Linked DNA regions of Mus musculus: regions 1, 3, 4, 5 and 6 are each linked to region 2. The links are chromatin loops, found by intact Hi-C in ENCODE. Cell type or tissue: left cerebral cortex. All regions are shown on one strand.

Region 1 (5,000 bases), 1.0 Mb before region 2:
TTTTATATATGAACCGAATAGGATTGGGGGAGATAATAGGTAGATAGAGTTCTAGTCATTTAAAATTTACACATTCATATAGGAACACACACTAGAAACACACTTTGCCATTCTCAGTGTCATCACAATACCTCCATTGTGTGAGCTTAAGTTAACCGTAGTTACCGCTCTTTCATCGAATGTTGAGTTTTAATATTTTCACAGCCACCAACTAGCTTAAATTCTCATTTCAAATGCAGGGTTATTGCCCCATTCCCCTGTGTATAACGATGAGTTTCCTGTGTGTCTGCCTGTGTATGGGGTAGGTGCTGCAAAGGCAGCTATACAATGAATTGAGGTATCATTTGGCCCTCAATTCTAAAAGTCAAAACAGAACAAAGCACATACACGGATGAAGTAGTTCAAAGAGTCTAGACTAGGCAATTCAGATACTGTTCAATAAATGAGCTAGATTAGCCTGGCAGGAATAAGTATTCCTACCAGAAATAAAAGAACCTAGCCATGGTATAGTGAACTTCCAGTGTGGTCAGACATGGACCTGCCTCTGACCTGCTGAACTGAGTTTCATTACATCATCAGACTTCTGTAGAGATACTTAGCCTTACAATTTCCCTTCAGAACCATTATCTAATTGTTCAAAACCTGCATCCTCCACTGTTGTGTGTATAGTAAAGACATATCGATTTGGAAGGCCTCACCTCAGCCAATTCACGTGTATTATTTAGAGACTAGAAATAATCACGGAGAATATGGGAAAGGAAAACAGCCACAACTGAAAGTATAGTTTCTGGTTTTTTAGTTAATAATTGGAAGGTGGTTCTAGACTCCTCCAGGTTTGAGACTAATGAAAATATTTCAGCTCTTCCAGCAGAGGGCAGCATTGTTCCAAAAATCAAGATTGACTGTCTTTCCTGCTTTGTACTTGAAAGTGATTTGAAGGAATCTCACTTCCCACACACACCCAGGAGGAATCAGAGCATTTATTTATCCAAGCAGCAGCAGCAGCAACAACAACAAAAACACATAATGAAAATAGAAGAAAAACTGGAATACACAATATGGACGGGGACAGCAGTCATACTTTGCTGTCGGTAGTTTTTCCTACAAGATTTTGTTTTTTATTGTTTCCTGAATTCCCTCAGTCATGTACAAAGTCCATGTCCTTAAGTACTAACTGTATTCTGTCACAGGAGGACAGGCCCATTGTTGGCCCTGAACATGTGTCTATCACATTTTCAACAACAAAACGTGAGGATGGCGTGTGTTGACAGTCACCCATGCCAGTCCCTTGCTGTGGCTTTAAATGAACCTAAGCAGCTGTAACAGACTCCTGGTTTCCCTACCCGGGGAGCGTGGGACCTTTGAGCTGCAATGGAAACTAATTGTGGGAGGTTGGCAATCTGGGTTGTGTCTATAGTTAAATGACATCACAAGTGTCTCCAGGAATTCGGCTGCTGGTTGTCTTTGTGTTTGAGGGTTTTGACATTTGCTTTAGCTTAGGACAGTAAGGTCAGTATTGATACTAACGATCATAGTGTAAACACTGTGTGCTAGACTCGCTTCTAAGCATTTGCCCCGAGACGCTGCATTGTGGGAGATTTCAAGAATTAAGAAAAGCAATAGTGTTGCTTCATCAGGACCACTCAGTAACAGAACCCAACCGTGTCATGTGTTTACAGAGCCCATTCTCCCTGGCATTTAAAACCAGGCAGATAACTGTTATCCTCATCTAACTCCAAAGAGCGTCAGTCCAGAAAGTCATGTCTGCTGCTGCCCGAGGCTAAGTGTAAGCTGCTTTACAAGGGACAGACTGCGATGACATTCTTTAGAAGTCACAGTTGAATGAGGACTGGTACTGAGAAATAAATACCTTCAGAGTTATGTGGTAGGCTTCATTATTCAACTGTTAGAATAATTTTTTTCTATTATAAACTTTATTCTAAATCCATTTTTACAAAATGGAGTAGAGAATATATACTGTTAAAAATAGACTGCATAAAGACATTTTAAAATAGCTTGAGTCATTTCAATCAGGCTGTCTCTACTTTAATCTTGCATTCCAGCTGGCTAATGGCTCCATCTTGTGGTCCAAATGAGAAACTGCACCCTCTGCCTAAGATGCTGGTTAAGTTTTTCCATTTTAGCTGAATATGTCACATAAAATGATTTATATTGTCTTATTTATTAGAACATAACTCTCACTTAGCATATATTAGTTGTGTCTGCATCTCTCTAGGGCTTTTCTCTGAAAACCATTTCCCCCTTTTTAGTGTGTCTTCTGTCTTCCCTTCATCAATGTTGGTTCCACTTTAAAGCCCCTTAAGGTCCAGAAGCCATTTTATAGTGCACTGCCTATGAGTAAATAAAACTCTTAGATAAGTGAAGTTAAGCTGGCCTGGACTATGCACAGTGTTTAGTAACTCTTAAAGAGTGTATGTATGAAGAGTCTTACGATGGCCGTGTGAGGAAGGAGACATTTGATGAACAGGGAGGTGTGAGACTAATTACAACTGCATGGTGACTTCTGACGTAAGAATGAGTTAAGTACTTGTCTCCCCATCAGCTTCATTGAGTGGCTTTTGCAAAATTTGTATGTAGCTATGGTTGTTCTAGTGATGTCTTGACATATGTGCATATTGTGAGTGAGTATATCAGTGTAATTATAGCACCTCACATCTTTCTAAAAACGATGTTTCAGAGATTCTACTTTATAATTTAATGTAATTTTTTTACATTTTATTTTTTCTCTGACAGTTTTATATATGAGAATTTTGTTTACATTTTCTGCCCCTCCTTTTTCTCCCTCCCTTTCCTCCATCGCCCCACCACTTTCTCATATTCATGACCTCTTAGTCTTTCATCATGATAACATATATCTAAGTGTGTATATGAGATATGATGTATGTGTGTATATAACCTGAGCTTATTTAACATCTTTCATATGTATATGTATTTAGGGCTTACTATTTGGAATTGTATAGAAAATTTGTTCTCTGAGAACTGCATATACATTTATATAATGCAATATGATATAACGCAATATGATATAATGCAATATGATATAATGCAATATGATAAGCACCCCTATTTCCATACTTCCTCTCCCTCGGGTTCTGAAATTGTATTTTTAATTAGCATATGAAGTAATGGTTACTGTGGCACTGATATGCATTGTTTCTGCTGGTGCTTCTCCTGCACTCCCCTCCTGTCCCCTTGTGTCTCTTCGCCCCTTGCTGCCCCCCTCAGGGCCCACCCTGTGCCCCTGCTTGCTGCCTCCCCCTCAGGGCCCACCCTGTGCCCCTGCTTGCTGCCTCCCCCTCAGGGCCCACCCTGTGCCCCCTGCTTGCTGCCTCCCCCTCAGTGCCCACCCTGTGCCCCCTGCACTTGTTGTTCCCTCTCAGTGCCCACCACGTGTTTTCATGTCCTACTTTCCCATCTTTTAAGACTGTTTTCCTGTCTCACGGTGCTCTCTGTAGTCGTATGTTCTGTACCCACACTTACATACATGAAAGTTAAAATCTAGGATCCTCATATGAAGGAAAACACATGGAATTTGTCTTCTGAGTCGAGGTTGCTGGGCTTAACACAGTAACCTCCAGTTCCATCCATTTTCCTGCAGATTTCATGGTTTCATGTAGCTGCTTTACAGTTGGGTAAAATTCCATTGAACAAATAGAGCACATGATCTTCATTCATTCATGTGTGTCTTCAGTCCCTCATTGATGACTACCTAGGCTGGTTCATTTCCTACCTATTGTGAATTTGGAGCAATAAACACTCATGTGCAAGTGTCTCTCTGGTATGACATACAGTCTTTGGGGACATGCCCAGAAGCGCCACCCCCTTTGTATGTTGAATAATACTGTTTTTGTTTTTTTTTTTAAGATTTATTTACTTATTTATTTATTATATGTAAGTACACTGTAGCTGTCTTCAGACACTCCAGAAGAGGGCGTCAGATCTCATTACGGGTGGTTGTGAGCCACCATGTGGTTGCTGGGATTTGAACTACGGACTTTCGGAAGAGCAGTCGGGTGCTCTTACCCACTGAGCCATCTCACCAGCCCCAATACTGTTTTTTTTTTAAAGATTTATTTCTTTGATGTATGAGTGGTTTACCTGCATATAAGTCTACACACCACACCTGTGCATGCCTGAGGAGGCCACAAGATGATGTCGGATTCTCTAGAACTGGAGTTCAACACAGTCGCGGGCTGCCATGTGGGTGTTGAGAATTGAACACGGGTCCTCTGGAAGAACAGCTGGTGCTCTTAACTCCTAAACCATCTGTCCACCATGGTATTGTGTGTTTGTTTTAACTTAGATATTTTGACAAAGTTATAATAACACAACATGATATCCTTAAGTCACATTTGTCTCTTTTACTGAAAGTAAGAAGTGTTATTTTTCTTTCTTTCTTTCTTTCTTTCTTTCTTTCTTTCTTTTTTTCTTTTTTTCTTTTTTTTTTTGCAAAATTTGAGGGTATTGCCATTCTTTCTAAATATTTGTAATAATCTTTACTATATTATTGTTTGAGCTATTTTTCATATTCCTATCTTGCTGCACTATCTTGGTCATATAAAGTAGAAATCAGCAGTTTTCTTGTGATTCTATAGTACTTCTGTAGACTTCATAAAGCTACCTTCTGCAAGATTTGCCCTTTCATTTTACACTCATCTTTTGACACATTTTAACCCCTAGAAAATTGTGGCAACGGCCTTGAGGAATATTCTTGAGGAATGAGTTGAGGAGTTGTAATAGTAAATAGCTGCGTCGAGGACTGATCTTATAGGTGACACAGTCTTATTTTGGACAAACTGTTAATGATACACTGAGCAATTCCTGGATATAAATACAGCTGCAGTTTGCCACTGCCTCTGTGCCAAGAACTTTTAAAAATATAGTCAGCCTATGTATTTCATGCATGTCCTCAATTGATTATAAATAGTTACTATGCAGCTGGATTGTTATTCCTTTGGATAACTGCTAGATAGTAACAG
Region 2 (5,000 bases):
TACCTGCATTCACACAGTACACATACAGAGAAGCAGGCACACGCATACACATGAGATAAAATAACCGTTGCTTTTAATATTTTACTAGCACAGATGAGTGTCATGTCTATCGCTTATTGACTGAATGGAGAGCTCACATAGAGTGATCTACTGTTCCTGTAAGAATGTCCTACAATGTTTGCACATGTCTGTGCAGAGAGAGAGAGAGAGAGAGAGAGAGAGAGAGAGAGAGAGAGAGAGAGAGCTGTCTGCTCTTCCTGCTTTGAATCCCAGCATCCATGTTGGTTAACAACCATCTGTATCTCCAGCCCCAGAAGACCTGGCACTTTCTGTTGGCCCATAAAAGCACTTCATGCATATAGTACCCTGACATACATGTACACAACACACCCATACAAAAGAAAAAAAGAAAAAAAAGGAAAAATTGTCCAGCCACGGAGTTTTCAGAAAGTGTCCCCTCATTAATAAGCACACAAATGTGTGTGGATGTATTCTGGGACGGATCTGGGCTACACAAGGAAGTTGGGGCAAGAGTTTAACACCACAGTTCTCCAATTGTCCCTACATTCCCTTTAGGACTGGGAGAAGTGAATCCAGCTGGTTTAGTGTCCGTAGCAGGAGGGAAACCTTGTATTTTGTTACTAAATTATATGCAGATTTTAGTTAGCACTTCCATAAGATCAAGGTTTATTTTCGTGTAGAAATGGCATTTTAATTATCATCAAAGGGAGAATCAAGTATTCCTTTGAGAGGGACTTCACAGTAGAATCATAGGGTTGCTAGGTGCTTATGAAAGTGAGTACACAGAAAATGACTTAAATGAGCCAACACCAAAAAAAGCAGGCTAATATGGAATCATACAGGCAAAAACATTGAAGGATTATAAAACTCTAAACTCTCAGGGCAGGAGAGATGGCTCAGTGGTTAAGATCACTCCCTGCATCAAAGACCTCCACATAAAACCAGAGACACTGAAAGTGGGGAAAAGCCTCAAAGATATGGGCACAGGGGAAAAATTCCTAAACAGAACAGCAATGGCTTGTGCTGTAAGATCAAGAATTGACACATGGGACCTTATAAAACTGCACAGCTTCTGTAAGGCAAACGACACTGTCAATAGGATAAAAAGGCCACCAACAGATTGGGAAAAGATCTTTACCAATCCTAAATCTGATAGGGGACTAATATCCAATATATACAAAGAGCTCAAGAAGCTGGACTCAGAAATTCAAATAACCCTATTAAAAATGGGGGTTGTGGATGTGCTATTAAGGATCAGCCCTTAGTGAGGCTTTCTTGGGTTAAGGTTCAGGGTCAGGCTCAAAGGTTCTCAAATGAGGTAGGTGGCTATTGTTACTCCCATCAGTCGGGAATAAGACCACCACCACAGTTTAAAACCAAATCGTAAACAATCACACTTTGCAAGGGCTTAAAAAGACAAACCTGCAAGGCTATTGCAATTCCCGTTAAAGGTGAGCATAAACCCAGACGTATTTCCTGCCTATGAATACTCCCGCACCTACATTCAATCAGGGGTGAGAATACATCCTGAGGTATTTTCTGCCCACGAACCTCCGGCCTACCTGTGATCAACCACATCTGGTGCAGGCGAGTGAAACTTGTTTAGAGAAATGAAAACATCAGTAACCTCCGGTGTCTAATTTTCGTTCTCACACTGTGAGGGGGAGCAGCGATGAGGACGCACAGGGTCCATCTGGGCAGGTATGCGCCTGCTCTTGTAGCGCCACACCCATAGGGAAGCAGCTTTGAATGTGAGGGCCACACCCACAGTCTACACTCTTTAGCCTCTGCCTTCCTCCCTACCAATTCAGCTGCTCCCTCCACTTATTTTGTTTCATTTTGCTTTTAATGTTTCCCAACACTGATTCCCCACTATTCTATGTAGCTGAGGATGACTTTAAACTTCTGTCTCTGTCTCCCAAATGCAGGGATGCCATCCATGCTCGGGCACACCAGCTTGCTTGCTTGCTTGCTTGCTTGCTTGCTTGCTTGCTTGCTTGCTACTTTGATTCTGGACTTTTCTGAGTTTCTCTTGTTGGCTGCTGTCTCTGACACATCTGGCTGTCATCCATGAGTGGTCTAACCTCCTGGGCAGATACCCATTATTAGATCTATTTTAAATATGATTGCCTTAGGCCAAGTGACAAATTCCTAATCAGTCGCTCACAGTCAGTTATCGGGATCAGGTGACAGAAGGCCTGCCACTGGGCTCCAGAGGTAAAATCTGCGCATGTCCACTACCGCATCAGTCACAACAGAGTGCAAGTTTTTCTTCACAGTCTAGTTCCCTGCAGGACACTAACCCTAAGACCGGTAATGGCATCTTCCTCTTCACACCTCCAGCACAAAGCTGGTGCCGGGTAGGCTCTCAGTATAGCTCTGTCAAAGTTAATTGAGCCGACAGTAAAAGCAGACAGCCAAATTTGAATCGCAGGGATGATATTTCTCTGCTGCTCAATGAGTGCAAATTACTTGACCTTTCTGAACTTTCTCCTCCTATGTAGGAAGGTCTTTATTGCACGCCACAGAAATCCACTGTTACAGATTTCTTCTCAGATAACAAAAGATAAATGCACTTAATTTACAATATAAAAACCTTCATGATAAATATTAAATAAGACATCGGCATACATGTCGCCTCTCTGGCTGTACCTCTGCCATGTGTTGTAACTATGTGCAAATATGTGTTCCTTCCCATCAGAGGGTCCCAAAGAACGGGATCTGGGCTTCCCTAACTTCTGTATCCTTGTCTCCTCCTACGCTAAAGCTCTGCACAAATTAATAGTGTGAAAGGTCAGCAGATTCAGGTACCGCTTGTACTTAAAATCTTCACATTAGGGTTTTTTGTTGTTGTGTTTTACAAATCAAACACTGGTCGCATGAAGCATCATGCATACATTAAATTCAAATCTATCTATCTTCGACAATTCAGAATGCTGAACAGTTTCTCAGAGCAAATGAAATCGAGGCTCATGGGGATCCAGTCTTTCAGTGTGTGTCTCCATCTACTGTATTTACAGGAGAGTTGCTCCCTCTCAGAGTGACTTTCCTCAGCTTCTCTCTGCGGACAGTCAAGCCGCAGCCCTGGGATACGAGTGCATGTCCTCAGCAGCCACTAGGGGGCAGGCTAGCGTCTCTTGCAGAGTACTTACCCCCAAGGGCAAGTGAGTCTAGAGGAAACAGTAAATACACCAGTTGTGACCGCGTTGTTTCCAAATGGAAAAATACACGCGGGCATGTCCAGATTCTCATTTCGTATTCCTTTCGCTGGATATGTGATCCTTCGGCTCAGCTTACCTCTTGTTTTCTATTTCCTCCTTCCAAGTCTTTCTCCTACGGGTTGCAACAAATGAGCCTTTTTTCCCTTTGAGAGGCTTAACCCACAAAAACAAATCAGGAGGTGACACAAACACTGCATAATTTAGTTAGTGAAGGTTTGATGGCTGAGGTTTCATTTGGGTTTCTCTTAGAATAAAGCCTGATTTTTCTCAAGTTTTTCATGTATTAAACAGCTAGTCAAGATGAAGGGGAGACAGAGATTCAAAGAAACAAAATAAAAACAAACAAACAATGAGCGGGAAAGGGATGGGAGGTCTGTTATAGAGGGAGATCAGAGAATAAACAACTGCTGAAAGATAGCTTCAGAAAAGAAGTTGACCTGAGGGTCCTATTGGTCCATGCCAAGATATCAGCACCAGACAGACAGCTGTCTGCTGCTGGCTGGAACTTCCGCAATTGTGACAGCTGCTTCCTCATCTGGAATGAAAGTGATTTGGACTAGATAATCTTCTAACTCAAAAGTGGGTCTGTGCCAAACGAGGGAAAGCATGGGGTGGGTGTATAAGAAAAACTCTGGGAGACTCTGAGAACAAACAAACCGAGTGCAAAGCCAGAATTATCTACCAGAACACCTGCTTGCAGACACAGTATGTCCTCCCAGATAGAGCTCCGCCCCTACCTTGCCCCTGACCTTCCATCTACTACTGCAAGCCCAGGGGAGGTGGAAGGCCTCTGAGCCCCAGGAACTACGGAACAACGGGACTGGTGTAAGAGAACTGGTGTGGGCTGAGACTCTGAAGGAGACATTTTCAACCCTAAATGACAAACTACTAGCATTCTAACAAGAACTTGCTCTATCCTGGCTAGGGGAATATACACCCCTGGGGACTGGGTCGATCTTCTGTCCTGGGTGGTTTGAGCTGAGCTGCAGGTGTCCCTGTGAACATTATATGACATTTAGGAAAAGCCAGTATCTTTTGATCTTGCCTGCACTGTTGCAATTATACTAATTTCATAGCACCCTAATAGTCAACCAGGCTGTGGTTTCAAAGCTAATACTGTTCTCTAACATCATGATAACCGATTAATTACTATTTACCAAGCTCACATTTTCATGTTAATATTTCTGAGAGCTGTCTCCACATAATCACCATAATTACTGGTGATAGAGCTTCCACCCCTTAAAGTTAGATTACTTATAGCCAGTGTCCTTATAGGTGTAAAATATTACTTTACACATAAAATATACATGTATGTGAAAAAGTCAACATAAACTGCTACAAATTTGCTTCATCTGCAATTTCAAATATGCACCACTAGGGGGATGATGCTATTTAAATGGTCACTCTAGGGCTCAGTTCTAAAATGCAGATTCCTAGGCCTTGCGGACTTAAGAATTTTCTGAGTAGGAGGTTGTAAAATATCTGCCTTTTAAATAAATCTCCGGAGTGAATTTGAGGCATGCTGTCAGATATCAGTAATTAAACTCTTTCTAGCTCGTGTAACTGCCCTGCTCTCTCTCTCTACAGAAAAATTACCATCAAAATGAAATCCACATTTCTCGCAGCGGGCCTCAAGTCCCTATGAGATTAAAACTTAATCAGCTCTCCTAGGACCTCCGATGCTCTTCTCTCGCTGTTCTTTAGAGAAACCTTGGGGCTTTAGAGCGAAGTCGTTCCTCACCTCTAGCCCCCCATCCT
Region 3 (5,000 bases), 170 kb after region 2:
AGATTACAGAGATGGGCCACTGTATCTGACTGATGTTATAAAAAAAGTAAGTGTGTGTGTGTGTGTGACAGAGAGAGGGGGTAAGGGAAGCCAATGTTTCTTTAATTAAATAACAACTTAATAATTATTTTATGTATGTGAGTGTTTTCCTTGAATGTATGTCTGTGCACTAGGAGCTTGCTGGTACCCTCACAGATCAGAAGGCTACATTGGATCCCTTGGAACTGGGGTTATAGATGGTGTGAACTACCATATGGATGCTGGGAATTGAACCCAGAACCTCTCCATGCTCTCTTAATCTCTGAGCTATCGCTACAGCCCCCTCAATGTTTCTTTCCTTCCTTCCTTCCTTCCTTCCTTCCTTCCTTCCTTCCTTTCTTTTTTTCCGAGACAGGATTTCTCTGAATAGCCCTGGCTGTCCTGGAACTCACTCAGTAGACCAGGCTGGCCTTGAACTCATAAATCCGCCTGCCTTTGCCTCCTGAGTGCTGGGATTAAAGGTGTGCGCCACCACGCCCAGCTCTCAATGTTTCTTTAATTTAGCATTTCATCACCAATTTTCTGCTTTCTCTTTGTAGTTCTCAATTGTATGCAAAAAGCACTATGTTTTCAAATACACACTGCGGAAATAGTTTAGTGGTTACAGTGCTTGCCTGGCATGTTCAAGGCCATGTGTTCTACTCTTAGCAACCCACCCTCCCCCACCCCCAAAAAGAAAAAGATTTCAAATATAACCTGAAGACACTCAATGATAAGTTAATTCTAATATTTTCCCTATTCTCTCAAAATTGAGCATGAAAATATAGTAATGAAGTACAGTGGATTGAGGGTTATTCATCTAGCTGTAAATATTTGTTTTGTCAACAATATGCACCTGCATCTTCCATTCAATACTAGTCAAAATTAGTACTTCTGAATACATCCTAATTTGGGGTCCTAGTATTCTAGACACACTTTGTGTATGCTTTTGTTGTTGTTGTTGTGTGTTTTTTTTTTTTTTTTTTTTTTTTTTTTGAGGCAGGGTTTCTCTGTGTAGTCCTGGCTGTCCTGGAACTCACTCTATAGACCAGGCTGGCCTTGAACTCAGAAATTCGCCTGCCTCTGCCTCCCAAGTGCTGGGATTAAAGGCATGTGCCACCATGCCCGGCCTGCGTATGCTCATTTTTTAAAATTAAACATTTCCTAAGATTTACAAAAGACCTATGACTCCAATAAAAGAGTTCTATTTTTCAAAATTTCTCTTTTTAATAACTACTTAATTCTTTCTTCCCACACTAACTATCGCTTGTCTCTCTACCATTGGACACATCCTCTGGGTGGTTGGCAACATTAGCATCAACGGGAATGTGGATACATTTTAGACCAACCATGTAGCTGTGAGTTTGTGCTACACCACTTTGTGCTCCCAGAGGATCACGCACTTCCACCCACTCTCCAGGAACTCTTTGGATTCTGGAATGAAAGCCACACACACATTAGCTTATTTTTGAAATGCCTTTGGTTAACTCAATGACTGGGCACTCCTAAACCTTCCCAACAGAGACTATATGCATGTAACCCTAACACTTGAGAAGTGGCGGCGTCGGAATTTGAAGGTCATCCTCAGCGATGCCAGCCTGGGGTCCTGAGACCCTGATTAAACAGCAGAACTCTAGCGGGGCGTGGTGGCACACACCTTTAATCCCAGCACTCGGGAGGCAGAGGCAGGCGGATTTCTGAGTTCGAGGTCAGCCTGGGCTACAAAGTGAGTTCCAGGACAGCCAGGGCTATACAGAGAAACCCTGTCTCGAAAAAACAAGAACAAAAAACAAAACAAAAACCAGCAGAACTCTAACCCCCACCCCCCAAAAAAAAAAAAAAAAACCAAAACCAACAATGCTCATCCAAATACCTATGGTGGCAGAGTTCATCAATGGGATTCTTTTGATGACCCTCTTCTGCCGTGACAGACTCCTAAACCAAGTAGCTGACAGAATAGTGAAGATGCAATGAATGGTTTTGACTTAGGCTTCGATCAGCGCAGGAGACTATCGATTTTCTCCGGACCTACGGTTTCCATAGTTACAGGGGCCCCTAAGCCGGCGCCTTGCTCCGGGTACCACGCAAGCGCACACAACCCTATTGGCTGCCGCGCGCCTTCGGGTTCGAACTCGAGTTCCTCCCTCCCCTTCCCTCCGCCGTCCTATGGCCTCCCTCCTCGGCCTCTCGGCGCTCTGGGAACCTGTGACGTAATTTTAGCGCGCCCTCGTCGTTTGGAGTGGCGACGCGGAACATGGCGCGTTCCTAGAAGCCGTTTTCGGCATCAGTAGGCGGCAGCGTGTGGACTAGGAGCGTGGGGGACGAGGAAGCAACCAACGCCGCTTCGTGTGGACAAGTGGAAAGGGGCGGGCCGGGCGGTTCCGGACCGAAGCACGCGGTGAGGCCCGGCCGCGAGCCGCGCGGATGGAAGGAAGGAAGGGAGGAGTGGGCTGGGCAGCGAGAGACCCCGCGCCGAGGGCGGAACGCGGGGTCCCGCGGAGCTGTGCGGCGTGGCCGTGGGCCCTCGCGGCTCTGGTGTAGCCCGGGCGAGCACGGGCTCCCGGGCTGTGGGAAGCCTCTGGGTGCTGGGTCCACGGTGCGGCGTGGCAGGGTCTGAGTGACAGGCTGAGCAAAGGCGAGGGTACCTATTGTGTCCCCTGTCGCCGGCCAGGGGGCTGTATTTGTCCTTGGAGGCTTTGGGCTGCACAGCACGAGGGAAACGTGTTCCCCTTCCCAAGACCGGTGTGTGGAGTTAGCTGCACACGCGACCTTGCCGTGGAAGCTGTGCTTTGGAAAGCTTTAAGCATTCCGATCGTTCCTTCACCTTTAAGGAAAAAGTGAAGGGACTTCAACATCAATTCTCCGAGAGGAGATTCATGCTGAGGTATGGCCGCCAGTGCACAGGCTCAGCGACTCCTGCAGCTTTACATTTGGGAATATTTGTGATTCAGCAAAATTATTTCGAGGCCCATAGCATTTGCTCTTTTCCCCTTAATTCTCTTATTGCGTGGTCAACGTGAGAATCTTACAGCAGAGTGATTTTTTTTTTTTTTTTTTTTTTTTTTTTTTGCGTACATAGCAAAGACCGGTAATCTGGCTTCTGGTGCCAAGGTTGTAGTTGGCACACCTCTTCTCCACACGTTACAGGAGCTCTGTTACATGCGATAATGCCTTTAAGATATGCTTGTTGTATAGAAGGAAGCAAGGAAGAGCAGTTGGCAACCATATATTTTAACCTCTCGTGGACTGAGATTTTTCTCTTCCATTTCCACATTATTTCAGAATTTTGTTCTTTGGTTAAGGGCAGAATGACTTCATTATATGAGCTTGATAGCTTTCTTTACATCATTACCTACATGGCTTGATAGCTTTCCCCACATCTTTGTTCCACACAGAGGAAAATTTTGGTAGAATTAGAATTTTTTTTTCCTGCTGGTGGTAGGATTGCAGACTTTTTTCTTCTTCTTTGGGTGTTCTGATGGTGTCTAGCATAAACATTTTAATTTATTTTGTGGACATGTGTAATAGCTATAGGGCAGGAGGGCATTTTTTTTTGCCTTGATTACACTTCTTAAAGCCAAAAGAGAATTCTCAAAGGAATTTGGTTGTAGTAATATGGATGGAGGTTCCAAAGCAGTGTGCAACAGTTATTTGGTAATTAAACAAGTCTTTAGATTTTGTGATATTATGAAATGTATTTACATTCAGCACCAAGCTAGAAGGCAGAATAGTACTTGTAGTATTTGGATATAAGATATACTGAAGATGTTTCTCAAGAATACAGATATCCATTTTTAGGCAAAGGTAATGTTTAATTATTTTTGTTTTTGTTTTTTGTTTTTTTTTGATTTATCTTTTAAAAGCTAAATCTTTGTTTTTTTTGTTTTTTGTTTTTTTTTGGTTTTTCGAGAGGGTTTCTCTGTATAGCCCTGGCTGTCCTGGAACTCACTCTGTAGACCAGGCTGGCCTGGAACTCAGAAATCCGCCTGCCTCTGCCTCCCGAGTGCTGGGATCAAAGGCGTGCGCTGCCACGCCCGGCTTAAAAGATCTTCCTGTGTCCTCTTGTCTGTGCTGTTCCTGAAACAGGCAGAAGAGGGGCTTGGATCTTCTGGTAATGGAATTACAGGTTGTGCCCCACCTGACCTGTGTGCCTGCTGGGAATCAAACTTGGGTCCTTAGGATGTGCAGCCTGTGCCAGGCCATCTCTCCAGTCCTGATTAGTTTGTGTTTGTGTGTGTGTTGCATGGGCATATGTGTATATTTAATCTTTGTTCTGATTTATTATCATCATCATTACTATCTCTGAGATAGACTTTGACTGTGTAGCTTTAGTTTGTGTGGACCAGGCTGGCCTTAACTCAGAGATACCTTAGTGCATACCTCTTTTCCTTAGTGCTGGGTGTGTGTTGCCACATTGGGCTTAATTTAGAATTACTGTTGGTAAGTTAAATTTTTAAAAAAGAGTTATTTATTTTTATTTATATGAGTACACTCTAGCTGTCTTCAGACACACACCAGAAGAGTGCATCGGATCCCATTACGGATGGTTGTGAGCCACCATGTGGTTGCTGGGAATTGAACTCAGGACCCCTGGAAGAGCAGTCAGTGCTCTTAACTGCTGAGCCATCTCTCCAGCCCCAGTTTAAAAATTTTTATCTTTATTTTATTTATGCAGTGTTGGGATTGAACCCAGGGCCTTGTACATGTTTTATCATTAAGATATTTACTATTTGTGCATCTTCAGTTTTGACTTTTGTTTTGGTTTCGTGGTGTTGGAGGTAGAACCCAGGGATTTGCACTTTACAGCTGCATTAGAGTCCCCCAGCCCCCTTCCTTTCTTTGTGCATGTGATGGGTCTAGTCAGCTAGTTTCGGGGTGCTTTACACAGTGGCTGATCACATCTCTTGCAGGTGTGCTTCTGGAGTGCCTTTTGTTTCATTTTCTAAAGATGAGCCTGACTACCAAGTAAGCCTACATTACAA
Region 4 (5,000 bases), 160 kb after region 2:
TATTTTCCTGCCACATCCACAGGGGCTTCACCAAGTGTCGTGACCACTTCTACATCGTAGCCATTTGAGTTTCTGATTCTGGTTGACTCCCTGACCCATTCTTCATCATCATCCTACCCTCTGAGTCTCCTGCTGAACTTGGTCCTAATGACTTTAACTTCACGGCTCTGTTCTTCCAGGCTTCATAATGGTTAGCTGCTGCCCTGTGGGTTATCTCAGACTTTCTATTTTATTATTACTCCTTTAAACACATGGCCCATTCCTATATTAGATCACCCACCAATACATCAAGTGTAGATTTTGTTTTCTTTGATAGAAAGATCTCATTTTTAGAGATAAAATTTCTAAGGGCCCACTAACTACTATTGGAACAATGCCAATTTATTAAAACATTCACATTTGTAAACCAGCTGAGCTAATTTGAGAGTAACACACGAAACCCCACTTTTACCTTTTTGGCCTTTTCTAACAGCTTGACAGTCATATTGCCAGTCCCAGGCCCAACTTCCAGCACCACATCGGTAGGTCTTAAAGCAGCCTATAAATAAACACAACTCCTTTATGCTCTGGCCCACTTGAACACAAAGTCTGTAAGTGACTGTTTCTGTTTATCAATGTACAGTTAAAGACATTTTACTCTGGCTTCATTTTTTTCAGGGTTTATGTGGTTAACAGCAGTAGTACCTCAAAGGCATTAGGTATAAGTGAAAACCTGTATTTCCTAACTTAGGGGATATACTCAGCTTCTGGAGCCAGAACAAAAGCAAGAGCAATCGGTTCTACTGGTGGGTTCCTGCTTTCTACATTGGCAATAATTCCAGCAAACTGTAACTAATTGTAACTTCCAAAGAGTTCAAATGGGAAAGAGTGCATTCAAATGGAAAAGATTTCTCAATTCTTAACCACTGTACAGTTTTAAGAATATAGTAACCATACAAAACGTTACCAGTGTGCATATGCTTATGAGTAGAATATTCGGTGAGACTGGAGAACTATACTCTATGGCTCCAGGATGCTCCCTGTACCGTCTGTATTTTACCTCCAGGCCCTCAATCCTCCATAAGCACAGCACAGTAACCCATACAGAAGGAATCCTCCAAACAGTTCATATGCAGTACCATATCTTTTCCTGAGGAACAAACTCAGTGTGATTTGGACGTAAATTTACGGTCTGGAATAAAAAGAGTAACGATGATGTACTTAGAAAGTGATCAAAATGATACACGCTTGCAAAGTGGAGTTCAAGGCTGGCTTTGACACACACCATGTTTGAGGCCACCCTGAATTACATGAGACCCAGTTCCAAAAACAAGATGGAGCCTCCAAAAAGTGGAAATAATCTGGAAATCACTGGGCAATTCTCAACCCATCCAACATATACATACAGAGCAACTATTCTGTCAGGCACCCTATCTTGGTTTATATTTTCTTAGTATGTAGGCTGCGGTCGAGCATATCACCCTGCCTCAGCTTCCCCAAATGCTGGGATAATTATGGGCATGCAACTTAGGCATACAGGCATTAAGTAGTCAGAAAAATACAATCCACAAACGCTCTGCCTTTCATCGTTAACACCCACCTTATCGATGATGCTGTTAACAATTAGAGGATTTTTCAAAATGTGTTGTCCGATCCCTGTGTTGAACATGAGTCCTGAAATAAAACACGAAGCAGCCTTAATTTCCCAACTTTTCAAGAACCGATCTCAGGCCGTCCCAGAGAAGCAGGATGGACCCGGGACGGTTTCTGCTCCAATGCATCCACAAGCGCCGCGCTCCCGGCCGGGGTTGGGATGTATCTTTGAGTCCATCCATCCCTCCTGCTGGCAAGGAAGACCAGGCGCGCGCGGGGAAGGGTCAGCGCTGAGCGCCCACCCTCCTCGGGGCGGCTAGAGGCGCAGGCCACCGTAGGGCTCCCCCGCCGCGGGTCAGTCCCAAGCATCCTCCACACCGCACCTCCAGCTCGCTTCAGCTCCCGGCGCTGCTCCTGACGATCCCGCCGGCGGCTACTCGCTGCGGACTTGGCCTTCGGCATCTTCTCGGAGGAGTCCCTGTGCCAAGCGAAAGCAGCCGGGAACCGCGTGGAAGTCGCCCTCAGTCGCCGTCACGACTAGGCGCCCGAGAGGCCCACTTCCCCGCCCACTGCGATCACCGACCCACCCAGTCAGCGGCAGGCCGGAGCCCAGTGGCTGCTGGGAATTGTAGTCTCTTATGGGCTCCTCCCGCGGCAAGGCGGACTCGAGCCCAGTGGCTGCTGAGATTGTAGTTTCTGTCTGGTGAGCTCCTCCGGAGGCAAGGCTGGCTCCAGCGGGTTAGCCACCGGATTTTAGAGTTTTAGCTGGAGCAACAACTTCCCCAAGAGCCCGATTTCCCAGAGGAAACCGCGCCGCTCAGGCAGGCAGTTAGGATTGGTTGGGTCTCGGCAAATTGGGTGCTTCATTTGGCACTGCCCTGGGACATTCTGATATCTGCGGAAAGATCTCTCGTGTCTCTCCTGTTTCCCTGCAGGTTGTGGGCTGAGAAGCCTAGGCTCGATGGACACGGAGCTTGGTGGTTTAGGGTAACATGTCTCTCCGTTGTGGAAAGCAGTTAGATTAGAATTAGCTCTCGTTCCAACACGGCACTTACTGGTTACTTCTCTATGCTTTTTGTTCATTTTCTCGTCGTTTTGCTGAGTTCCAGCACTGGAATGTCATAGTTAAAATATGCTGCTCTCAATGTTTATTTATTGAAAGATAAAGGCTATAACAATTTCAAAACCCTGTAAATGGGATTGATTACAGGTATGTGTTGGATATTGTAATGGGATTATACGCCGGGCTGTAACATACAGAATAAAAGATTCATGGCTGTTTTTCTTGCCAGTGTAATGTTTCGGTTTTAATTTTTCTGTTTGTGCGCTGAAGAAAGTCTTTGCAATCAACCACCAAAGGCTACTGCTAAGAACCTGTTCCGTAGCCTAGGTTTTTGTTTGTTTGTTTTGGTTTTTGGTTTGTTTTGTTTTTCAAGACCGGGTTTCTCTGTATAGCCCTGGCTGTCCTTGGAACTCACTTTGTAGACCAGGCTGGCCTCGAACTCAGAAATCTGCCTGCCTCTGCCTCCCAAGTGCTGGGATTAAAGGCGTGCGCCACCACCGCCCGGCTTTTTTTTTTTTTTTTTTTTTTCTCGTAGCCTAGGTTTTAGTCCTTCCTTTCTTTGCTGTAATTCGAGCACAGGGAAAGTTCTAAAATATCCTAATATAATCTTTTATTTATAGTCGACTATTATGGGGTTCCCACCAAGGAGCACTTGAACACTGCCTATGAGCCAATGGAAAGCCTTTCTTCCAGCCGCAGGTGACTACAGCTGGGTATTCCGGACCCAAGTTCATTCATCTCTGAGCCTGGAAAGCCCTCAAGGTTCCCATCCCGCAGTTGCAAGCTAACTACAGTTACAAAAGCCAAAATACGCGATTAGCAAAAAAAAAAAAAAAAAAAAAAAAAAAAAAAAAAATTATGGCGTTGTTTTTCTTTCTGGAACTTAAGCTTCCCCTCGCAGTTACTGGCACTCAGCAATTCAAAGTTCCTTCGTGGAATCTGAACATGACATCACCACTGCTTTTACAAATAGCTTATTTTTAAAAGGGGGAGGTGTGCAGTCTCACACACCTAGCAATACCCCAGACTCCTGGTCTACCTCCCAGGGACATGGCGCCAGCCTTCTCTTCCCTATGGCAGCAGCACTGCGCATGCTAGACTTCACACTCGGCCCCAAAGCTGATGTTGAGACCATGCTGAAAGGCCTTCAGTTCATTTTTCAGATGCAAGGTCACTGCACACCTATCAGGACCACAACAATTACAACCTAGGCTAGGTACACGAAAATGGCAGCTTTGGTAATTTGAGAATTTTTCTGCATGGACATTCCTGGACTGTCAGCATTACGACAGTGATGAACAGGACAAACAAGAATCTGACTACTTTTTGAACAAAACAGAAGAAAAAACTAAAAGAAATGAATCAGGACAGTGTAGGGGTTAGTTCTAATGCTCAGGTTCTCCAACTGGCTCTTGATCCATCAATAAAGATACCAGCGCCCGATGACTGAGAATGGGGAGGGACACTTAGAGTTGAGTGGGAGGACGAAGGCAGAATGGAGAGAGCTGGGGAAGAAGAAGGAGGAGCTGTAGGAGATAATGCCAACCAGCCATGTGAGTTTTCCTTTTTGAGTGGCTAATGGACACTCTGTCCGATTATACCTGGAGTGGCAGAAGAGGTTTAGCAGTGCTCAGTCATTGAGTTAGCAAAGGCGTTTTAAGGTTAACTGGTGCGTGTGGGGGTGGGGTTGTTTGTTTGTTTGTTTTGGTTTTGGTTTTTCGAGACAGGGTTTCTCCGTATAGTCCTGGCTGTCCTGGAACTCACTTTGTAGACCAGGCTGGCCTTGAACTCACAAATCTGCCTGCTCTGCCTCCTGAGTGCTGGGATCAAAGGCGTGCACCACCACCGCCCAGCACGTGTGTGTGTGTGTGTGTGTGTGTGTGTGTGTGTGTTTAAATTTGTAGATTCAAGGGAAGCTGGGTGGGGGCTGGTATCGCAGCCAGTTCCAGAGCTTAGGCAGGGTAGCAAAAGCTACACACGACAGGACAGTACTTGGCAGGTGAAGCCTATACAACCCATAGTTCAAGGTGAGCCCTAGACAGGTTTTGAAGTGGTGTACAATGAAGATTTGGTATATCAAAACATTAAAATCTGCACTCGAAGCATTATTTGCTATAGCTTAGGCCTTAGTTGGCCACCTTGCAGCTAGCTCTTCTAACTTAATTAACCCAGTGATTCAAGTCTACATTTGCTACATGACTCTCCCTTTACCCATTACGCAGTCCTGGTATGTACGACCTCCTCCATGTGTTGATGGAGAATTGCTGCCTCTCGATTCTTCCCACAGTTCCTATCTCTGCCCAACATTCCTGTTCTCCTCAGCTACTGGCAGTCAGCTCTTTATTAAACGGATCAGAAGTGATGG
Region 5 (5,000 bases), 80 kb after region 2:
GTATAACCAATCAGATGTGAGACATGCAAATGAGGTATGATAATGAGGTTCTGTAAGGTACTGAGAGAGTAACCAATCAGATGTGAGACATGCAAATGAGGTATGATAATGAGGCTCTGTGAGGTACAGAGAGAGAGAGTAGCCAATCAGATAAGGAACATGCAAATGAGGCGTAGTGCATAACCAATCCGGGTGTGAGACACGCCTCTCCTAGGCCTATAAAAGCAGCACCAGTTCTGGGCTCGGGGTCTCTTCGCCTCTACAATCAAGCTCTCCCAATAAACTTGTGCAGAAGGATCCTGTTGCAGCGTCGTTCTTCCTGGCCAGTCGAGCGCGCGCAAGACCCAGCGATTAAGAGCATTAATCACTGGCTGCTCTTCTAGAGGTCCTGAGTTCAATTCCAGCAACCATGTGGTGACTCACAATCTCCTATAATGGGATCTACTATCCTCTTCTAGTGTGTCTGAAGACAGCTACAGTGTACTCATATAAATATTAACAAATAAATCTTTGAAAAAAAAGAAAAGTTCCTATGTATACATAGTTATAGATCAAACATGTCTATTTACAAAGTGATACTTACCACTTTGCAAGAATCCCTAGGCAGAAGAGTCATCTAGGCTGGAGTGGGTGGAGCAGGTTTTACAAAGACAGTAGGCTTTCAGGGCTAGCAGTTTAGCTCACTTGGTAGAACACTTGCTTGTTGGTGTTGTAGTTGCCTCTCTTTCTGGGATAAAGCACCATGACCAAGACAACCGACAAAACAAAAGTGTTTCACTGTGCTTATGGTTTCCTAGGTTTGAAGTCCATGATGGTGGAACAAAGGCATGCTGGCCTCAACACCTGAGCGCTCACCTCTTGATGCACAAGTAAGAGGTCTAGAAAGCTAACTCTAAATGGTGTCTTTTGAAACCTCAGCGCCTGATCCTAGTGAAACCCTTTCTCTAATAAGGGCACATTTCCTAATCCTTCCCAAACAGTTCCAACAATGGGGACAAAGTATTCAAGCACATGAACCATTCTCATCCACAATGCTCTCATCACGTACAAAGTCCTGGATTCTATCCCCAGTACCACATAAACTAGAAGTGATGGCTCACACCAGTAAGGCATTCAAGATTATCCTCACTACATAGCATGGTTAAGGCCAGCTTAGGTCAAATGACACCCTATCTAAAAAAAAAAAAAAAAAAAAGTAAATAACAAGTGAAAAATGTAGGGAGGTGAGAGGAAGATTTAAATAATCAGGGGGAAGGAGAAGAGATCATATTATCCTAGATCATGGGGGAAGATGAAGAAACCAAGATGCAGGAATGGGCAGGCAGGGAGTAACTGAGGAGAGTAGTAAGTCATTCTACAAAGAATTTACGACAAAGCTGGTGGAGGTTACACTTCAGTTTACACGCTTGTCTACCTGGCCCCCTCTGCTTGGCACTCTCCATGTTGCTGTAGTCAGCTCAGCCACATGACTGCAGAAGAGGCTCATTATTCAACGTTCTTCAAGTCTCTGCTCTGATTTTGAGTCATAGCTGCTGGAGTTAGAGACTAGGGCAAGTAAGCCTTGAGCTCTACTGAAGCAATAGGATAGCAGGACAGGCCCGCTGGTAGCCCAGGAGGGCTTCGCTTTGAATTGCAATGAGCTGGGAAGTAAAGGGCAAGGGGAGGTCTTCGTTCCTACTCAGGGTGGACGACACCCTTTCGACCCTCCATAATTGATGGGAAGCCTGAACCAGGCATGCCCCGGCCTTAATAAGGTTCCTCAAGGACCGGCTGCCCCGGAGTGGCATGCGATCTGACAGCCACAGAAATGCACTGAGCCAGTTCTTTAATCGGTCAGTGCCCCTCAGTCCCGCGCCCCGAAAGCCTCGATCCCACTCGGCCCTCAACCCGTTCCTGCGGCAGCGTGCACGCGGAGCGGGAGCTCTGGAAGGACGTCGCGAGTCGTTTCCCGCGCCTCGTAGGCCGCCGCGTGCGGAATCAAACCCGGCGCGGGTTCGTACCCGGCCGGGCCGCGCGCGCTCCCGTTCCCGTTCCCGTTCCCGCGGACGGCTCAGCCCCGCCCGCCGCCAGGCCGCAGCCGAGCTGGGCGGGGCCGCCTGCAGCCCGAGCGCGCGGGCGCACGGCAGGAAGCCGCGGGCCGCCGGGTGTGCGCAGGCGCGCGGCGCCCCGCCTCTCCAGCGTCCGTAGGGGCGGGCGGCGCGAGCCCTCCCACTCTTCCCCCGCGCCGCCTCACGGCTGCGGCCCTCGCTTCACCCGGACGCCCGGCGTGCGCGCCCGCCCGCCCGCCCGCCCGTCCGCCCGCCCGTCCGCCCGTCCGCCCGCAGGCCCGGGGCTTCAGCCCGCTCGTCCGCCGCCGCTCTCGCCGCGGCCCCGCTCGCGTCCACGCTGCCTCCCGGACCGGCGCGGACGCGGGCCACCGCTGCCCCTCCCGCCGCCACCCCGCCCCCTCCCCGCCTGTTTCGCCCGCCTGCCGCCGCTCCGGATGAGGTGATGGCAACGGCCAACTTCGGCAAGATCCAGATCGGGATTTACGTGGAGATCAAGCGCAGCGATGGTGAGCCGCGCCTCTGGCCGCGTCGGGCCGGCTGCCCCTTTGATTGCTCTACGGGTTGTGGGGGCGGGAAGGCGGCGGCCCGGCGCTTTTGTGTGCGGCGTTGTGCGGGTGAGGCGGGCGTGGGGTCCGCCCGGGCGCCGCTGCAGTGCGGGGCCCCGGCCGCAGGGCGGGAGCCGCTCCCGGGTTCGCGGTCCTCTCCCCCCAGGGGACTCCGTTAGGGTTGCCCGTGCCTCGCGCTGCCTCTACTCTGCCTTTTACCGGTCTCTGCCTCGGTGGCGTGGAAAGGGTGGTAGCGTGAAGATCGGGGATGTCGGCACCGAGAGACCCGACTGGCAGCCAGAGGCCATTGGGGAGCCATCCGGTTGTTGTTAAGTGCTATCCGGTTGTCAGGCCTCTTTGCCTGTTCTCCCCCAAGCATGCTGCTTTCTTCTGCTGATCCAAGTGCAGAGAAGGCTGCACTCGGCCATGAAAAGGGGTGGGGGAGTAACGGGAAAGAAATACTCGGTACGCTTCACCAAGGTGATGCTACTGAAAGGGAAGGAGAGGATGGAGAGAGGATGGACGCAGTCCACGGGAGACACTCCTGAGAGGGTGGGCGACCGGATGTTGATATTTTCACACCCTGGGGAGGTAACTGAGAGAAGTGTAAGGCGAGGGGAAGAGACATGTTTAATTCATTTAAAAAAAAAGACCCATAGGCTGCTTATGGATGTTGCTGTAGGTTCCTCGTAGGGGGGAAATATTTTTATCACTTCTAAGTGTAAAGTGAAAATCATCCATATTGTAAATGAAATAACTGAGTAGAAGGGGATGAATGAAATGCTAGTGTTAGGAATTGATTCTTGACTGCATCTCACTTGTACCCAATTCCTTTTACTTAATTGTGGCCTATTCACCATCCTTTACCGCAATTAATAAGGGCATGGCCAAAACACCCATTTCTTGGTTTCTACCAAATTTGATCAAGTCACATCAGTATACATGAGTAGATTGGTTTTCCTGTTATTTATGATGTGTTGGAAGTGGTTAGTGATTTTTTTTTTCTCTCCCTCTTTGCAGCTGAAGTAATTTGGTAACTGGAAGGATTATTTTGTGTATTATATATTTTTGAGAAAATACATTATAACTTGTAGAGCTTTAGAAGTTACCAAACGGAAAAGGGATACTTTCTTTACTTGGATTGGAGTTTGCTTTATCAATTCTCTGAAGATGACTTTCTTGCAATCATTATGCTGTCTAATGCCATTTTATTTTTTGGTGAATGTAGGTTGGCAGTATGTTAACAAATATAGGACTTACATGTTAATTCAAAACTTGAAGTATAATAAACTGTATATTCTTTACAGTCTTAAAGATCTTAACTAAAATCATTACAAAATAGCTCTATAGTCAAGTGATTTTATCTGAGATGCCATTTTTTTAATTATGCATTGAAGTAATTTTGGTTCTTTGGTGATTCTAGGATATAGGTTTATAATATTCTTTCAGTCTTTAATTTCAGCCTATAGCAGAAATTGTGATACACAAAAGCTTTGTATTTTCAAAAGTATTTTCCTCAGGAAGTAAGTGTGTACATTGTGTATTGTCCTAACTGATAGTGTAAATGCTTATACATCATGTAAATACTTACATAATGCCAGGGAGCCAAAGTAGGTAACTTTGTAAAAACAACATTTAGAATTTCTTAGTTTGGGAGACCTTATGATCTCGGGCTGGCCTTGAACTTGCTTTATAGCTGAGGACCCTGAACAGCTCCTGCTTCCTGCCAATTTGTGAGGTTTCCAGGATCAAGCATTCACTGATTGAACTACATCCTCAGCCCTGAAAATCGGGTGACTTTCAAAGGAAATCACTGGGATTAAAAGTGTTCAGTTCCGTCTCCATGAGACTCTTCCACGTGCTCCTTCTTTTCACTTTCAAGAGGCTGCTTTTGTTTTCCTTCCTTCTATAACAGATCTGTGATAGAGAAAATACTAGTGGTTATTGTAAAAAGTAAAATTAAATAAATAAACCTAGTTGTTGAATAAACACTGATATCCTGAAAACTCAGATCATAGGAGTAAATAAAGAAGGGCCACTTCAGCCTGCTGCTAACCAGGTAATAGATACTGCGCTGCATGTATGATCTTTGTCCCTGATTTCTCTATCAGTGACAGCCATATATTAAGAGATTCCAAAGGCCAAATCATGAACCAAAATGGGCCTATTTGTATCTTTGAGGATCTTCAAAAAATTCTAACCCCAGTAAGTCCTCACTGATGATTAAAAGCAGCTTACCAGTGGGTTTCTGCATTCCTAAGTCCTGCTGTCTCATCCATGAGACAGCATATTTCCTTAAGCATTGATACTCAGAACTGGACTGCTTTATGTTTTCAAACGATATGACTAAAGTAGACATTCACTGGAGAGCAGTGGTCCTCAGCCTGTGGGGGTTACAGATCAGATA
Region 6 (5,000 bases), 790 kb before region 2:
TGGGTTTTTCCAGAGGAAGTGGCCTTTAAAGCAAGTCCTTGAAGGAAGGGGAGGAATTTAACAAATTCCAAGAGGAAAGAGAGAGAGAGAGATTTCAGGCCTCAGGAATGTATTGAGCAAATGTGTGGGGCAGGCATGTCCTGTTGGGACATAACAGCATTCCTGTTGAGGAACTGGGGGGAAAAATTCAGTTGCATTTTCAAAGACAAGGCTGGAAAGTTGGGTTTGGTCGAGACAGATCATAGTCACTCTGGTCTCTTCCCAGTAGGCAGCATAAGAGCCATTTCAAGGGACTTGCGGGGGGGGGGGGGGGGGGAGAGGATAGGCTACACAGACACGCCAGTCAGCAACAAGGCCCTGCACAGCAAAAAGAAACACCTGTGAGCAGTGAGAGGGGCTGGGATAGTCAACACCGAAAGTGAATGGGGGCGGGGGGGGGGGGGGGCTGCATCAAAGAAGTTATCAAAGGGGGACTGCTGCAGCATGGGGGACCCTGATAGGTCACCCTGGGAGACAAGAAATGCAGCGGAAAGGGAGTACTTTAAGTTTGAAATAGGCACTCTGATGGTGAGCGCTGTGATCTGGACACTGAGAAGAGATGAGCCAAGGTTTTTGGGTTTGACTTTCCACGGGGTGTCATCAAAAGTCGATCATAATAGGCTGTAGGATGAGGGCACATTAAAGTTTGGAGGAAGAGAAACAACAAACAAATGAGGCAGAGAGGAAGAGACAGAAACAGAGTCCAGAACAGAAGAGACAACAGGATGCCAGAGAAACCCAAGAATGGGGGGAACCACTCAAAAGAAGAGTGGGCAGTGTTTGAGACCCCAGGGAGATCAAGTAGGGTTAGATCATCTTCAGTGGCCTTGGGCTTTCTTTGAATTAGAAAATGAAGCTGGATTGCCCCAGGGCTAGGGGGTATAGTTCAGCCCAAGAGCATTGACGCTGGAGGGCCTATGTTCCATTCCCAGAAAAAACTTAACAAAAAATGACTGGATCCCTCCAGGGAAGGTCCATGTCTTAGATCCAGCCTCTTTTAGTTCATTGCGATATCAAATTCTTTAAATGTTAGCCCCCTCTAAAGGTATGTATTTTCCGGTAACGGAAATTAATCCCTCCCACCAACACCGCATCTGACCCTGAATGAGTCATTAATTCTGTCCGAGGACATCAGTTCTGTCCTTTTTAACTTTCTAATTCAGAGACCCGTGTACACGGGTGGAAATGTTCAGCGACCTGTACTGCACACGCTTTTGTCGTGACTTTTTGAGGACAGACTAGGGCTCACCCTTCTTTCTGCTCCGATACTCTAAGTTTTAAAGTCTCTTAAAATTATTTCTTAAAGAGATATAGATATTAAACAACCGGAGGAAAGGGACTTCCTCTTCCGCTTGCCCATAAAGCTCTTCCAGTTTTCTGTCCGGCTTTTTCCTAGGCACCGAGGAGGTGCCTAGAAAAATACTGGATGAATATACAAAAACATGTCACCAAAATTTTCCTAACAAGCAGCTATGGAAAGTCTGCCAGCGTCCTGTCTCCAGGGACTTCTAGCCTGGGGCTCCCGATGCCCGACATGGATCACGTCCAATGTCTCGGGCGGCCTTCGCTTTGAGTGGGCAATTTTCTTTACAACGCCGACGCGCGTAGTTGCTTTAAATTCAGACCAGGTAGGCAGTGGGGAGTAGCCAATATGCGAAAGTGTCAGAGGAGCTAGGGCTTATCTCCAACAATAGGACAGTATCTCTAACACTGTTTACAGTAAAAACAGAAGGTGGAGCAAGAAGTCAGAGTGTCTAACGTGGTCATTAAGCCTGCGGCTTGGCTGAGATCTAACCAAGCTCTGCAGAGTGCGAAGAACAATGTCCGCAGGGTTCCCGGTTCAGACGGGGACTCGTTTCTCCGCCTCCGCTGGCGCCCGGGCACCGTCTCCCAGCGCTGCTCGCTCTCCTGCTGCCCTGCAGCGGGGAGGACCCGCCGGTCGGGCGCCGCCAATGCTGCAGGGAGCGCAGCGCGCGTCCGGAGCGCCAAGGACTCCAGGTCTCAGCCCCGCCGCAGATTCCAGAGCGCCCGCGGCTGTTGTCCGCCACCGGGCGGCCGTGAGCGACAACCGTCTCGCGTTGGAGAGTTTGCGCGATCCTCTCTGCCCGTGTGTGCGCTCTAAGTGAGCGGCCCGACCCCCTGGGTCTGCAGCAGGTCGCGGCAGAGGGCGACTGGGGCTCTGGGGTGAAGCCGGGCGGGCCGGCTTCTTGGCCCGAAGGACTGAAAGAGTGCGAGGGCGGGGCGGGGCAGGGCGGCGCGGCCGGCTCGGGACGCGCGTCCAGCGGCTGCGGGGCAGCATCCGAGCGCTGCGCGTGTCCGGGCGCTCGATCGACTCGGCTCCCTGGCGTGTCACCGGGCCGGAGCGAACCCGGGGCTCAGGGCTGGGTGCGCTGCAGTTACGCGGGGCAGCCGCGCCCCTTCCCCACCTGGGTCGGCGAAAAGTGAAGTGGAAAACAGTGGCTGAGCTCAGCCCTCCTCCCTTTCCCCCCTGCGCCGCAGCCACGGCCGAGGGTGGGGGAAGTTCGCTTCGCCGGGTTGGAAGGAAAGCAGGCGGCCTGGGCCGCGCCTCCCCCGCCTTCCTCTCGGCCGCGTCCCCGGGGCTTCACGCAGCATTTCTTTGTTTTGAAAGCGCCTCCTCCGCCCAGAGGCTTTTCCCCGCGGGGCCGGCTGACTGGGGGGTGGGGCATCGAGCAGTCGGCCCGCCCTCCATTTAGTCCGGAACCCTCCCCCCTCCCCGCCCCGCGGCGACCCACGAGGAGCGTCCACGCTCGGCGGACATCAAAAGGAGGCAGGGCGCTGGAGGGCTAAGTTGAGTAGACAGGGGGCGCAGAGACCCACCCACCCTTCCCCTTGGCAGACGGCCCGACCCCTCCCGCGGAAACCCCGCCTGAGCCCCGCCTCCCGCGTCACAGCAGCCTGACATTCTCACAGCCCACCGGGCACCCAACCCGGGTGCCCCCGCCACCCCCGTGTCCACGGAGCGCTCTATTTATGTTTCAGCCCAGTGATTTGCATAGGCCCCGCCCCCTCCCCTAGGTTCTCCCTATCGGCGCTCCTCCTCGGCGATGTCGTCACGGCCTAGGCCACACCTCCCGTGCCCCTACAAGGAGCGGCGGGCCCTAGATGGCAGCGTGGCGTCGCCACGGCGTGTGCGTGTCGCGCTTCCTTGTGCCGTTTATAGGGTCCCGGCACTTCCGCTGTCGGGTTAGAAGCGGCGCGGTCATGGCGGAGCGCGGACAGCAGCCTCCTCCCGCGAAACGGCTCTGCTGCCGGCCGGGCGGCGGCGGCGGCGGCGGCGGCGGTGGTGGGGGCAGCAGCGGCGGCGGCGCGGGTGGCGGCTACAGCTCTGCCTGTCGGCCCGGCCCGCGGGCGGGCGGTGCGGCGGCGGCGGCGGCGTGCGGGGGCGGCGCGGCACTGGGGCTGCTGCCGCCGGGCAAGACCCAAAGCCCCGAGTCTCTGCTGGACATCGCAGCGCGCAGGGTGGCGGAGAAGTGGCCGTTCCAGCGCGTGGAGGAGCGCTTCGAGCGCATCCCGGAGCCGGTGCAGCGCCGCATCGTCTACTGGTCCTTTCCCCGCAGTGAGCGGGAGATCTGCATGTACTCGTCCTTCAACACCGGCGGCGGCTCCGCGGGCGGCCCCGGCGACGACAGCGGCGGCGGCGGCGGGCGGCAGCACGGGCGCGGCGCGGCGGCGCGGCGGCTCCTCATCCTCGCCGGCCGCCACCTCAGCCGCCGCCGCCGCCGTCGCCGCGGGCACCGGGACCCCGTCGGTGGGGGCGGCCAGCGCTGCGGACGGCGGCGACGAGACGCGGCTGCCCTTCCGCCGGGGTATCGCGCTGCTGGAGAGTGGCTGCGTAGACAACGTCCTGCAAGTCGGTGAGTCACGGGGCTGCCGCGGGCCGTCGGTCCTTCGGTCTGTCCTCCTGTCCCTCGGGGGTGGGGGAGGGCAGGGTCTCCCCTCCGATCCCCTGGGCCGCCTCGGGTCGGGCGCGCGCGGTGCAGCAGCGGGCGACTCGGACGGTCCCCGGAGCGGAGCGCCCATTTCCTCCCGCTGGTCCCCGCCCCCGTCTCCCCGGACGGGCTAGCGCGAGTGGGAAATGAATCAGCAAGGACGCGCCCCTCGGTGGCGGGGTGGTGGGTGTCGGCGTCCCGGTCGTCTGTCCGGCAGGCTGAGTGCGGGTGTGCGGGGCGGGCGTGGACAAAGGCGCGGGTGGCCGCGGGGCTCGGGCTGGGGCGTGCGGCGCGGGGGAGGGGGCGCGGGCCGCAGACAATGCCGACCGGGGCGCTCGCTCTGCACTGCCCGGCTCGCGTCCTTTCTTCTGGCGCTGCTCCGCGCCCCGCGGTCCGAGGTGGGGTGGTGGCGATCCCTTCAACCCCGCTCGGCCACCGCTCCGCTCGGGGCTCCGACGGCCGGCCGGCTAGCCGGCCGGCCCCTCGTACTCAGGCTGCTTTAAGGTGTCTGCAACGAGCTCCGCGGCGTCCGCGTCCGGGTCCCCGAGCCACCCCGGCCGGCAGTGACGGCCGGCCGGGCCGCTGAGGGGCGCCGCTCTCGCTTCTCCGTCCCGTGAGGCACCCCGCCGCCCGACTTCTGCCTGAGCCCGGGGTTCGGGCGCGGTGCTGAGGGAGCGGGCAGCACCGCCGACGCTGTGACCCGCGGCCGGCGTCCGCACCGAGGGGCCCCGCGGCCCCTGCGCCCCTGCGCTGCTGCGCGCCCCGCACCTCCCGGCAGTTTGTTCTCCTTTCGGGTTTATTTGTGCCCCTTTCAATTTTCTGTCACCCTCCGAAAAGGGGAAAGCAAACAAAAGAGCCTCTTTATTTCTTTTCAGGGCTTGTAAAGTAGAAGATATTTGACAAAGGCGAGAGAAGGGCTTGTGATTTAAAGCTGCACAGCCCTTCTTTCTCTGACAGACCAGGAGAGTTTTCTCAAATCCCTCTGCCTTCCGCGGGGCTTTTCTTTTTCTT

The links. A loop is a pair of places that touch in the nucleus more often than their neighbours do. Peaks named below come from ENCODE experiments on the same cell type or tissue, not always from the same donor. Only the 100,000 strongest peaks of a DNase experiment are listed, where the experiment ranks them.
Region 1: a loop joins it to region 2, with 8 times the contacts of the local background. A loop is called at or near these places in 19 of 42 quality-filtered maps.
Region 3: a loop joins it to region 2, with 5 times the contacts of the local background. A loop is called at or near these places in 24 of 42 quality-filtered maps.
Region 4: a loop joins it to region 2, with 4 times the contacts of the local background. A loop is called at or near these places in 25 of 42 quality-filtered maps.
Region 5: a loop joins it to region 2, with 4 times the contacts of the local background. A loop is called at or near these places in 15 of 42 quality-filtered maps.
Region 6: a loop joins it to region 2, with 3 times the contacts of the local background. A loop is called at or near these places in 4 of 42 quality-filtered maps.

The regions. Positions count from the first base shown.
Region 1 is chr13:108,149,054-108,154,053 of GRCm38, reverse strand. All of the region lies in intron 1 of Ndufaf2 (NADH:ubiquinone oxidoreductase complex assembly factor 2), which reads left to right. Among named protein-coding and RNA genes, the nearest start is that of Ndufaf2, 7.1 kb to the left of the region's middle. In left cerebral cortex, CTCF peaks have their summits at 868 (motif pointing right) and 2,081 (motif pointing left); DNase peaks (open chromatin) are centred at 897 and 2,085; H3K27ac peaks cover 213 bases.
Region 2 is chr13:107,099,926-107,104,925 of GRCm38, reverse strand. All of the region lies in intron 4 of Gm31452 (a long non-coding RNA gene), which reads right to left. Among named protein-coding and RNA genes, the nearest start is that of Gm41051, 19 kb to the left of the region's middle. In left cerebral cortex, CTCF peaks have their summits at 3,117 (motif pointing right) and 4,609; a DNase peak (open chromatin) is centred at 3,131; H3K4me3 peaks cover 262 bases.
Region 3 is chr13:106,934,176-106,939,175 of GRCm38, reverse strand. Ipo11 (importin 11) reads left to right here and starts at 2,218. Exons shown (of 30, transcript NM_029665.4): 1 at 2,218-2,416. In left cerebral cortex, no CTCF peak of the experiment used is centred here; DNase peaks (open chromatin) are centred at 2,203 and 2,730; H3K4me3 peaks cover 1,684 bases; H3K27ac peaks cover 721 bases.
Region 4 is chr13:106,944,239-106,949,238 of GRCm38, reverse strand. Dimt1 (DIM1 dimethyladenosine transferase 1-like (S. cerevisiae)) reads right to left here and starts at 2,110. Exons shown (of 12, transcript NM_025447.4): 1 at 1,956-2,110; 2 at 1,580-1,653; 3 at 452-538. The coding sequence starts at 2,034. In left cerebral cortex, no CTCF peak of the experiment used is centred here; a DNase peak (open chromatin) is centred at 2,173; H3K4me3 peaks cover 2,527 bases; H3K27ac peaks cover 1,373 bases.
Region 5 is chr13:107,019,566-107,024,565 of GRCm38, reverse strand. It overlaps Kif2a (kinesin family member 2A), which reads left to right and starts at 2,211. Exons shown (of 21, transcript NM_001374727.1): 1 at 2,211-2,554. The coding sequence starts at 2,491. It overlaps 3830408C21Rik (RIKEN cDNA 3830408C21 gene), which reads right to left and starts at 1,996. Exons shown (of 4, transcript NR_015471.1): 1 at 584-1,996. In left cerebral cortex, a CTCF peak has its summit at 2,734; DNase peaks (open chromatin) are centred at 1,528, 2,103, 2,645 and 2,969; H3K4me3 peaks cover 2,454 bases; H3K27ac peaks cover 1,650 bases.
Region 6 is chr13:107,888,311-107,893,310 of GRCm38, reverse strand. It overlaps Zswim6 (zinc finger SWIM-type containing 6), which reads left to right and starts at 3,247. Exons shown (of 18, transcript NM_145456.3): 1 at 3,247-3,707; 2 at 3,709-3,717; 3 at 3,720-3,725; 4 at 3,728-3,730; 5 at 3,733-3,914. The coding sequence starts at 3,262. In left cerebral cortex, CTCF peaks have their summits at 2,093, 2,819 and 4,080; DNase peaks (open chromatin) are centred at 2,691, 3,117, 4,067, 4,598 and 2 more places; H3K4me3 peaks cover 3,917 bases; H3K27ac peaks cover 3,278 bases.